Regions from separate parts of the Homo sapiens genome. Here region 2 is linked to region 1. A link is an interaction called in ENCODE POLR2A ChIA-PET data of the cell type or tissue named here. Cell type or tissue: A673. All regions are shown on one strand. Each heading gives the region's core, and the rest is flanking DNA. Links, peaks and the distances in the headings are about the cores only. Region 1 overlaps GLIS3 (GLIS family zinc finger 3). Region 2 overlaps SPATA6L (spermatogenesis associated 6 like).

What was found. ChIA-PET counts read pairs that join two places held together with the same protein. Peaks named below come from ENCODE experiments on the same cell type or tissue, not always from the same donor. Only the 100,000 strongest peaks of a DNase experiment are listed, where the experiment ranks them.
Region 2: POLR2A ChIA-PET joins it to region 1 with 9 read pairs; 1 of 35 experiments calls an interaction of 5 or more read pairs at or near these places.

What each region holds. Positions count from the first base shown.
Region 1 is chr9:4,040,624-4,046,004 of GRCh38, forward strand. All of the region lies in intron 4 of GLIS3 (GLIS family zinc finger 3), which reads right to left. Among named protein-coding and RNA genes, the nearest start is that of GLIS3-AS1, 140 kb to the left of the region's middle. In A673, for the core only: no CTCF peak of the experiment used is centred there; a DNase peak (open chromatin) is centred at 2,568.
Region 2 is chr9:4,653,617-4,658,997 of GRCh38, forward strand. It overlaps SPATA6L (spermatogenesis associated 6 like), which reads right to left. Exons shown (of 12, transcript NM_001353486.2): 3 at 2,425-2,473. Among named protein-coding and RNA genes, the nearest start is that of PLPP6, 6.0 kb to the right of the region's middle. In A673, for the core only: no CTCF peak of the experiment used is centred there; a DNase peak (open chromatin) is centred at 2,785; H3K4me3 peaks cover 491 bases; H3K27ac peaks cover 5,000 bases.

The sequences.
Region 1 (5,381 bases), core at 325-5,324:
CAGCACTTTGGAGAACTATTAATGTGGACGATAAAGACAGAGTTTCTTCAGTGGAACTAAGTGGATAGTGAGTTATAAAAGATGGAGAAAAGGAGAAAACACTATAAAAAGATGAAAAGAGGTGATGGAATGAGGTGTTCAGTAGATCGTTCTACCACAGTCTTCAAGTGGTGCTGTCAACTGGGTCAACTGGGTCATTGTTCTTTAGGTAAGAGTTGAAGTGAAGGTCATCAACAGTGGTTCTCAAAGGTGGTCTCCTGGTCCAGCAGCATCAGCACTGCTTGGAAACTTGTTTGAAATACAAAACATCAGGACCCACTCCAGACCCAGGGAAGGAGAAAGATTTCTTTCTCAACATTCTAATCCTGTCCCACCTCGTGATTCTAATGCATGCTAAACTTTGAAAGTGAAGGATAGTTATGTGGAGTGAGTACCATCAAGAAGGTGTTCATTACACAGGACATCTGCAAGGCAGGCATTTTGGCCATGTCCAGTAGTGACTGTACTTCTTTAAAACACTGTTTCTCAAATATGACTGCACATGGGAATCCCTGGGAAGCTTATTAAAAGCCCCGGGGGATGTCTAGCAATGACTGGAGATATCTTTGGTTGTTAAAACAAGGGGGTGGGAGTGGAAGTTTGCTACCGGCCTCTATTTCCCTCTACCAACTAGGGATAAGGGAAACTGCCAAACATCCTACAGTGCACAGAACAGCCTCTGCTGAAACGAACTATCTTGCCCCCAGTGTCATTAATGCTGCTTTTGAGAAGCCTTGCTTTAGGCAAATCAACTATCTCAATCTGTTTTAGTTTTTGCACCTTAGACTTGGTGGAAAAAAGCTTGGGTCAACTTCATGGGCACCACCATTGAGACTCAATTCTGCCTTACCAGAGCTCCATTTTTAGTGTGTGTGTGTCTCTGTGATGTTATCAGGTGCCTACTTAATTGTTCATAAAACGGTGCTTCGTTTCCTAATCAGTATGGTTCTTGTTTGCCTATGCTCTGTGAGACAAAGTAACAAATGTAAGATGGCATGTTTTATTTCTGTTCTCTGGAATCTAACGTCACAAAGTCCCTGACTCTCTGAAAACGTGAAGCTCTCCAGAAAGATGTTCTGAAGATAAAACCAGGTAGAACACCCAACCCCACTTCATGTCTCTTGCTTGAGTCACTATTTCCTTAAAAGATAAATGACCCTAGTCCTTGCCTTTTTCTGCACATAAGACAATATCTGACAGTCTTAGTGATTATGCTTCTGTAACCTATATCCAGGTGTACTCTTATGCCCAAACCTTGATATGACTCTGCTTTAGTGTAATTCTGGACAAGTTTGATGTGATTTTGCATGTCCTGAACCTCCACCACCTGTATATACGCAGTGAGCTGAAACTGTGCTGACAGAACCTCTCAAGAGAGCAACTCTCAAGCTACAGGCCTCATCTACAGTCCTCAATAAGATTTCTGAATAGAACGCACGTTAATCATTTCAAAAGCTTGGGTTTTTGTTTTTTTTTTCTTTAGTCAACAATCTCTTGGTCAGGAGCTTCCTGAAGGAAGGAAGGATGAGTGGAGAGATTTGGGTACCAAAATTTCACTCTGACACCCTAGTAATTCCCATGGCCAGCCTTGATTCTTCATTTGCAAGTATCCAAGATGTAAACATTATCAAGCCCAAGGGTCAGCAGAATAGAGAAGTGAAATGGGAACAGTGTTAACTGTCAGCCAAACATAGACTAAACCTAAGCTATCTTCATTAAAATGGATATTCTGAGAGCTGCTTCCGGTTAACCCATGAGTACATAAAGCATGCCAACTGCTGCTGGGAATCATCTGTTCCAAAGAGGCCAACACTTACTCGTCTGTTTTTATTTTGCGTAAAGAATGAGTAGAGCATAAAACCCCTCACCATCTAGTGCCTGTTTTACCCCAAATCTTCTACATCCACTGTTCCGAAGATTTCCACACTGATTCTGAGCAATTTATGTAAGCCCAGGTGTTCAAAGTTCCAGGTTGAAACATTTGGTTAATTAACATCATGCTGCAAACACTCAAAATCACTTCAGCTGCCACTATAACAAAACAAAACTCCCAAAAACAAAAACTGTAGGGAAATATAAACAAATGGCAGTATTCTTTGGAAAACAATATATGATTTTAGTGACAATAAAAGCAGCAAGGGCTTTCTTGATTTAATACTGTGTTTCTCAAAAACATTTTTCTAAAGGAAATTATATTGAGTTTGAGTAAAAACTTGAAAGTACACATTATTATGAGCAGAATGCAGCTATGTGCCAGGACGCCAAGTCATTAGAGCTTGCTTGAAAAGAAAAAAAAAAAAAAAGGTACAGTGAAAAAGAGCGCAAACCCCAAGAGTGGCAATCTTGGAAATATCAAAAGAAATGGCTATTCTTCTACTAAGAACCCAAAATGGTTTTTCTCCCCCGGAGCCACAATGCTCTCAGCTGTGGTTCTCTGCATTCACAGCTTCCCAGCCCCTCCCCTTCCCACAGCCCCACTCAAGGTCCCAATTTAACTCCTGCATTTTAATCCCTTTAAGCATCCATTTGTTCCTTTCCTCCCAATCACTTTCAGTGAGACTTTACGTCTTTGGCAAGGGGCCAGAGGTGGTTCTGTCAGAATTAATTTTTTTTTCAAGTATGAAGTGTAGAGTGTTGAGCAAGAAATCCAGTTTTCTTAGTTTTGAGGTGGGAGATCAGGGTGAGGTACACTGAGTTTTTTATGTATTTTCTAAGAATTAAGGCAGGTGGGGTGAGGGTGGGGAGCAGTTCTGATTGAGCTGTGGTAGGATTCCCAGGAGATAATCAGGTACGGCTGGTTTGGGGTGACTGGCAGGCTGAAGGCTCCATCAGTCAGTCTGTAGGAAGGGCTGGGAAGGGGCCTTTAAATCATATCCTAAAGAAGGAGAAGGTCAGCACCATGAGTTTTGTCTCAATGACTCAGTTATTGGAGGGCTGGGGAGGTGGTTTTGAGCACACTATTCTACTGCTGAGTTTGCTCCCAGGAAAACCTTCTTCTCTACAAGTCCCAACAGCCATGGACATGTGAATAAGCCTGAAAAACTAACAGAAAGATCTGTTTTCACACCATCTTTGAGCTACTGGGAACTGACCCAGTACCTCTTTAGAATAATGTGACTGAGTAACACAAAAGAGAGAAGAGTAATTATTTCCTATGAAGACAAGAACAGGATGCAGCTTCAGAGTTCACTTGTAGTTCTGGAGAACACAATGCAAGTCTTGGGTTGGGGGCTCCCAGATATATCAGCTGCAAGAGCAGCAGAACCTGACACCTGCAGCACTGGCCAGCACCCACAGCCGGCTGTTGTCACCAACAATGGAAGGCAATATGATGGGCCTTGTCAAGAGCACAGGTAAGGGCCAAGAGGGCAGAGCAGGCAAACATCACCAATAGGGTCCGGCACAGAAGAGAAAACTGGCAGACACCTTCAGTGTCCCAGAGAAGCTGAGCAACCTTCTGAGGATGCCCATCAGAAAGGACATGGGGAGGGAGTCTGTTCAACAGGAGAATGAAGTTCTTACAACAAAAGAAAGATCAAAGTCTTCGGAACAGTGTGTGGCTCTTAACTCTACCTGTGAAACCAGACACTCTCCATCCCCTAGTGCCAAGTTCGACTAAATAGACATAAAGCATTTATGCATATGATTATACAGATCTGTACGAAGACTGTAGGAGATATTAAGTAATCTCCCAACGCCCCTTAGCACGTCAACATTTGTTTTCCTGATTGTTCCTTTCCCTTAGGAAAATTAACACATAGTCTCTCTCTGGTCTCTCATAGTCTCTCATTTCTCTTTAATTTTCTGTTCCTGCTACTCCACGCCTGGTCCTATTCCTATTTTTCAGTGAAAATTATTCACAGAGAAGGAATCCAATGGGTCCATCTTATCCTATGTGGGAAAGAGCTTTTTGCTGGCCAGCACATGGAGTGACTGTCTTTGGGTCAGGTGCACATTGCAGTCTGGGTTGGGTACAGTAGACCTGGTGGTCTACAAGGTGAACCACTACCTCAGAAAGAGGTCATGGGCATGACTGAGGGTGACTGCTCACAGTACTGTCACAGAGTTAGAGACACTAGCATGCTTTCTCATATTTCTTTGAAAAGAAAAGCAAAAACCTGGGACTAACACAGACTCTTCACTTTCTTTTTATCTTTGGGCAGATCCATTCCTAAATTTTTCCAGACACCATCTTGAAAGTCCCCCAGGATAATAGAATGAGTAAGAAACAGACTACAGAATGCAGTGGGTGAGGAAAAACTTTTGATTAAGCCAAAAGCAAGGGCAGATGTAAATTCCGAGGAAGGGAGGACTCAGAAAGCTGTTTGGTAGTGCAGGCATAAAAAACAAGGCAGAGAACAGAGCAGAGTCTGTTTTTAGCATAGGACTAGGGTGGAAGTCACTCAACTGCAGCCAACAGCAGTGGCCAGACAACCTAGCACCTAGAGTTGCCTTAGATCTTTGAATTCCAAGTCCTGACATTTACTGATTCAATTTTGTGTTTCCAAGTTGCCATTTTGGCCATATTGATATTGCATCCTTATCGTAAGCCCTATTACTTGAAGACGGTCCCCTTGCAAATGAAGGAAACTGATGTACACACTGGACCTTGTGGATTTCACGTAACTAAAAAGCTGCAGGAAGATGAAGTGTTCTGAACTTTTTGCTATAAAAATGAAAAAATTTTTTTTGAGCCGGAATCTCGCTCTATCACCCAGGCTGGAGTGCAGTGGTGCGATCTCGGCTCACTGCATCCTCCACCTCCCAGGTTCAAGCAATTCTCCTTCCTCAGCCTCCCGAGTAGCTGGGATTAGAGGCACACACCACCACACCTGGCTAATTTTTTTTTTTTTTTAAGGTAGAGATGGGTTTCACCATGTTGGCCAGGCTGGTCTCGAACTCCTGACCTCGTGATCCTCCCACCTCAGCCTCCCAAAGTGCTGACATTACAGATGTGAGCCACCCCACCCAGCTGAACTTTTCTTTTGTACATGCAATGTAACAACTTGGAAAAAGAAGAAGTCCTGGCCCCAACAGCAGATGCCTGGAAAGAATCAGACAAGAGGCTGAAGGTGAAATTAAACACAGTCTCGCAATCACAGCTCTAGATATTATGAGTCCTTGCAACAGAGATCACTAATGTTCCGCCCCGTCAGATATCTTTGAGTACTCTTGGAAAATGAAAGATGTGCCAAAAGTTGGAGGACTGGCAAATGTCATTCATACTTTTAAACTGAAGAAGAAAGATTCTAAAAATTATATAGAGGTCGGTCACCTTGGGAGATCGGGGGGGAAATCATAAATGGTTTATTAGGCTGCTCATGACAAGACAGAACAAAAAG
Region 2 (5,381 bases), core at 109-5,108, 610 kb after region 1:
TTGTATCTAGGATATATAAAGAACATTTACAGGCCAGGCACAGCGGCTCATGTCTGTAACCCCAACACTTTGGGAAGCCCAGGAGAGAGGATCACTTAAGACCAGGAGTTCAAGACCAGCTGGGCAACATAGTGGCATCCTGTCTCTACAAAACAAAAACAAAAACAAAAAATAGCTAGGCATGGTGCTGTGCGCCTATAGTCCCAGCTACTTCAGAGGCTGAGGTGGGAAGATCACTTGAGCCCAGAAAGTTGAGGCTTCAGTAAGCTATGATCGTGCCACTGCACTCCAGGCTAGGTGACAGAGCGAGACCCTGTCTCAAAATAAACCAAAAAATAAAGACAAATGACCCCATTAAAAAGTAGGCAAAGGATCTGAATAGACATTTCCCCCAAAGAAAATACACAAATGGCCAAATATCTCATGAAAATGTGTTCAATATCATTAGCCATCAGGGAAATGCAAATCAAAACAATGACGAGATACCACTTCACACCCACAAAGATGACTACCAATCAAAATGACAGACAATAACAAGTGTCGGCCAGGATGTGGGAAAATGGAACCCTCATACATTGCTGGTGGGATGTAAAATGATTCAGCTGCTTTGGTAAATAATGTGAAACTTCTTTAAAAGGTTAAACATACAGTTACCACATTGAAATGGGAAAAGCTCCTTTGTCCCCCTCTCAGGACGTGCGATGGGGGTGTGGCTCGCTTCTTCAGTGCTCCGCTGCTCAAACCTCTAGAGGAGCAGACAGACGGGGGCAGGCTGTGGGGTTCCGACCCCATAGCACTATCTAGGGGTGAATGTTTACAGCTTGTGAAGCCCCAGTGGGTGTGTTTTACAGTTTGCCGTCTATAGGTGGCTTGTGTTAGCTCAATTAGACCCTCTACCATGTCGCAAGGACAGAGGGCTTTCTGTACCCCCGGGTTTCTTGCCTTGGTGTACTGGAAGAATAGGATCACACATGGGCTTGGAGAATGAGTGTGAGGTTTTATTGAGTGGGGGTAGCTTTCAGCAGATGGGGGAGCCAGCAGGGAGATGGTTTTCCCCTGGAGTTGGGCCACTCGGCAGCCCCGGCTCTCTTCCAACTGCCCCGGCCAAACTCCGTGTCGTTCTGCCAGTGCCAATGTACTCCTCTCGATGTCCAGCCGCTTCTGTCTCTGCCTTGCTAGGGTCTCCGTCTGTTACAGGCACAGGATGGGGGCATGGTGGGCCAGGATGGTCTTGGGAAATGCAACATTTGGGCGGGAAAGCAGGAGTGCCTGTCCTCACCTAGGTCTGTGGGGATGGAGCCCTAGCCAGGGACCACACCCTTCCTGTACCGAGCACTTCCCTTCCCTGGTCCATATCATTTAAAGGTACCACTCTCTTCTCTTCCCAGCACTCCTGTATCAATATGACCCAGCAATTTCACTCCTAGGTATACCCAAGAGGCATTAAAACATATGTTCACACAAAAACTTATACACAAATATTCACAGCATCATTATTCATCATAGCCTAAAAGTGGAAACAACCCAAATGTCCATCAATTGATGACTAGAAAAACAAAATGTGATATATTCATCCAACAGAATACTATTTGGCCATACAAAAAATTAAGTTCTGGCACATGCTATAATATGGATGAATCTTGAAAACATTACACTAAGAATTCAATCACAAAGGAGCACATGTTGTATAATCTCATTCATATGAAATATCCAGAATAAGCAAATCTATACAGACGGAAAGATTAGTGGTTACCTATAGCTAGGAGGGCTGGTGGGGAATAGGGAGTGATTGCTAATGGGCATAGGGCCGCTTTTTGTGGTGATAAAAATATTCTAATTTAATGAAACACATAAAAACAATTTTTATAAATAAACAACCAAACAGAATCATACTATCCATCAAAGCCCATCTATATTTAGTTTTTTTGTTTTTTTGTTGTTTTTTTTTTTGAGATGGAGTCTTGCTCTGCCACCCAGTCTGGAGTGCAATGGCACGATTTCGGCTCACTGTAACCTCCGCCTCCCAGGTTTAAGCGATTCTCCTGCCTCAGCCTCCCAGGTAGCTGGGACTACAGGCATGTGCCACCACATCCGGCTAATTTTGTTGTATTTTTAGTAGAGATGGGGTTTCACCATGCTGACCAGGCTGGTCTCAAACTCCTGACCTCAAGGGATTCACCCGCCTCGGCCTCCCAAAGTGCTGGGATTACAGATGTGAGCCACCGTGCCCAGCCAAGCCCATCTATATATAGAAAAGGGTATGTAACAGAATCAAAAATGTGATTCAAATTTTACGTAGGCTGTCTTGAAATAAATATTCATCAAACATGAACATATCACAGTTTAGAAAAGAGCAGAGTTTTGAATCTGTGAATTACACACAATAGTCTTTTGGTTTTTTGTTTTGTTTTTCAGAGTACCTACTTTCCAAAAGGTCTACTACAGCTCCAGGATCTACTGCACTTTCAAATACCTGCAGAGAAAAATGGGGAAAATAAATTTTCAAAGTTGTATTAATAAGCGCATATAGAAACTGTAAATGCCAGGTGCAGTAGCTCACACCTGTAATCCTAGCACTTTGGGAGGCCGAGGTGGGTGTATTGCTTAAGCTCAGGAGTTTCAGACCAGCCTGGGCAACATGGTGAAACCCTCTCTCTACAAAAAATACAAAAGTTAGCTGGGCATGGTGGCTCATGCCTGTATTCCCAGCTACTTGTGGGGCTGAGGCTGGAGGGTCACTTGAGCACAGGAGACAGAGGTTGCAGGGAGCCGAGATGGCATCACCACATTCCAGCATGGGAGAAAGAGTGAGACCCTGTGAAAGAAAGGAAGGAAGGAAGGAAGGAAGGAAGGAAGGAAGGAAGGAAGGAAGGAAGGAAGGAAGGAAGGGAGGAGCCGTAAATTATATTCTTCCAAGTAATTAACATATGTAAAATCCAGTCACATAACATTTTAGAATTCAGCAGATGCACCTTTAATAGGTGTCTGATTAAAAGTTCAAAAAGTGATTATAGAATAAATGAAGGATAATTAACACAACAATAAGAAGTGCAAGAAAATTTCAATTAGCTAAATCTACCACATGCTAAAAATATCATCGACTTGACCTAGCTCTACTGTTTGTTGCTAAAAGCCCATCTTAAATCAACCCCAGAGTGTTGTTTGACTACCTAGAAAAACATTCTGTATACAACAGATACTCATTAAATGTTAACTGAATGAATGGTTTCTCTCTCCAAGCAATTGGTTGTGCTAAAAAGGAACATAAAAAGAAATATTACCTATGCGTAACACAAAACAAAAGCTAAGTACTAGCAACTAGCAGCTACACTCCCATAGAATAAGGAAAGAAAGAGAGAAGAGTCTCAAAAGTTTTAAGTGTATCGTGAAGCACAAGAAAAACATTGTAATATCTGTCTAGCCATTGCCAAATCTTTATATTTTCTTCTTGAAACAAAAGGGCCTGGGATAGGATTGAAATAAAGGTACACCCTGTCTTTCCCCCTAAGCTCTAGGCCCTAAGAAAAACAAAACATTTTCAGCAGAGCTTGATTTCAGGCTTTAAAGTTCTGATTTAAATGGTATTCAAACTTAAACAAAAATGAAAGTGTCTCATATAATCAATTTTTGTCCTACTGACTTGGATTTATCAAGCAAATGTGGGTAAGTGGGGTTTTTTTGCCTAAATTATTTTAACAATCCTTTCATTTTACCCATTGTTATGGGTTGAATTGTGTCCCCCCAAAAATTCATGGAATGAAGTCTTAAACCCAGTATCTCAGAATGTGACCTTAGTTTGCAAATAGGGTCACTGCAGATAAAATTACTTAAATTAGAATAAGATCATACTGGGATAGGGTAGGCCTCTGATAAGACTGGTGTCCTTAGGAAGGGCAAAAATTTGAGCACAGAAACTGTTTTTTAAAAAAAAAAGAAAAAGAAAAGAAAAAAAACTTTAGGCAAAATTAAATTTATTTGAGCAAGGAGCGATTCATAAACTAGGCAGCACTCAGAACTAAAAGAGGTTCAGAGACCTCCGCTGCTGCATTATGGGCAGCAGGCTTTTACAGGTTGACATGAAAATAAGACAAAGAAAATATATTTAATTTGTTGGAGTGGAAAGACCCTAGTTAGAGATCAGCTGGCAGTTTCTGATAGGTAAAGTCTCTAGCTAAAGATTAGTTGGCAGTTTCTTATTGGTAAAATCTCTAGTTAGAGGTTCATTGGTGGCATCTGTTTGGTAAATGACTCTAGTTTTACTGTTTACATTGGGCTTCAGTTTGCTTACCTAGGAATTTAAAGCACTGGAGCCGCCCCAGCCTAATGACTTCCCCCACCCCCAATTTTTTTAACAGTACACACACAGAGTGAATGCCGTGTAAATATTGGAATTACACTGCCACAAGCCAAGGAACTATACCAGAAACTAGGAGAGAGGCCTGGAATAGGTCCTTCCCTAGTGCCTTTAAAAGGAATATGTCCCTGCTCACACTCTGATTTCAAGAATTGTAGCCTCCAGAACAGTGAGATGATATGTTTCTGTTGTTTAAGCCACTCTATTTGTGGTACTTTTGTATAGCAGCTCTAGGAAACTAATATATCCATATCTAAGGATTTTCTCAAGTATGATCTTGGGGAGTAAATAATCAACATGAACTGCTTAAACAATGACTTATATATTCTTATGAGTAACTTGTTGACCCAAATGCTTCAGAAAATTCCATTTTGAATTACACAGAAGATCCGAGGAAAAGAAAATTTTTTCACTACCTGCTGAAAGTAGTTGCAGCTAGAGAAGGAAACAGATACAAGGAAGCTAAAACCAACAGGAAGAAAGGAATATGAACCCAAACAACTCATGCAAGAGGACAATTAATTGACTGAATTTTATAAAATGAAAAAGTGGTTCCATGATTTGTTTGACTAGTAATCTCAAATGTACAGCTTTTCAACAGAGCCATAGTGGCATCTGAAATGTGACTCAGGCTCACTCTTCTCTTTGACAAATCAAGGAGGTTGGAGTTATCTAGTTGTGTGCTTCTACAGTTTTGTATCTTTGGGCTTCTTATAAAAATATTTTTAAAGACTTTTACAGGCCAGATGCAGTGGCTCATGCTGTAATCCCAGCACTTTGGAAGGCCAAGGCGGGCAGATCATTTGAGGCCAGGAGTTTGAGACCAGCCTGGCCAACATGGTGAAACCCTGTCTCTACTAAAACTACAAAAATTAGCCTGGTGTGGTGGCAGATCCCTGAACCTGGGAGGCAGAGGGTGCAGTGCCCCAAGGTCTTGCCACTGCACTCCAGCCTAGGTGACAGAGCAACACTCTGTCTCCAAAAAAAAAAAAAAAAAAGGCTTCTACAGAGCAAATTCAAAATTGAT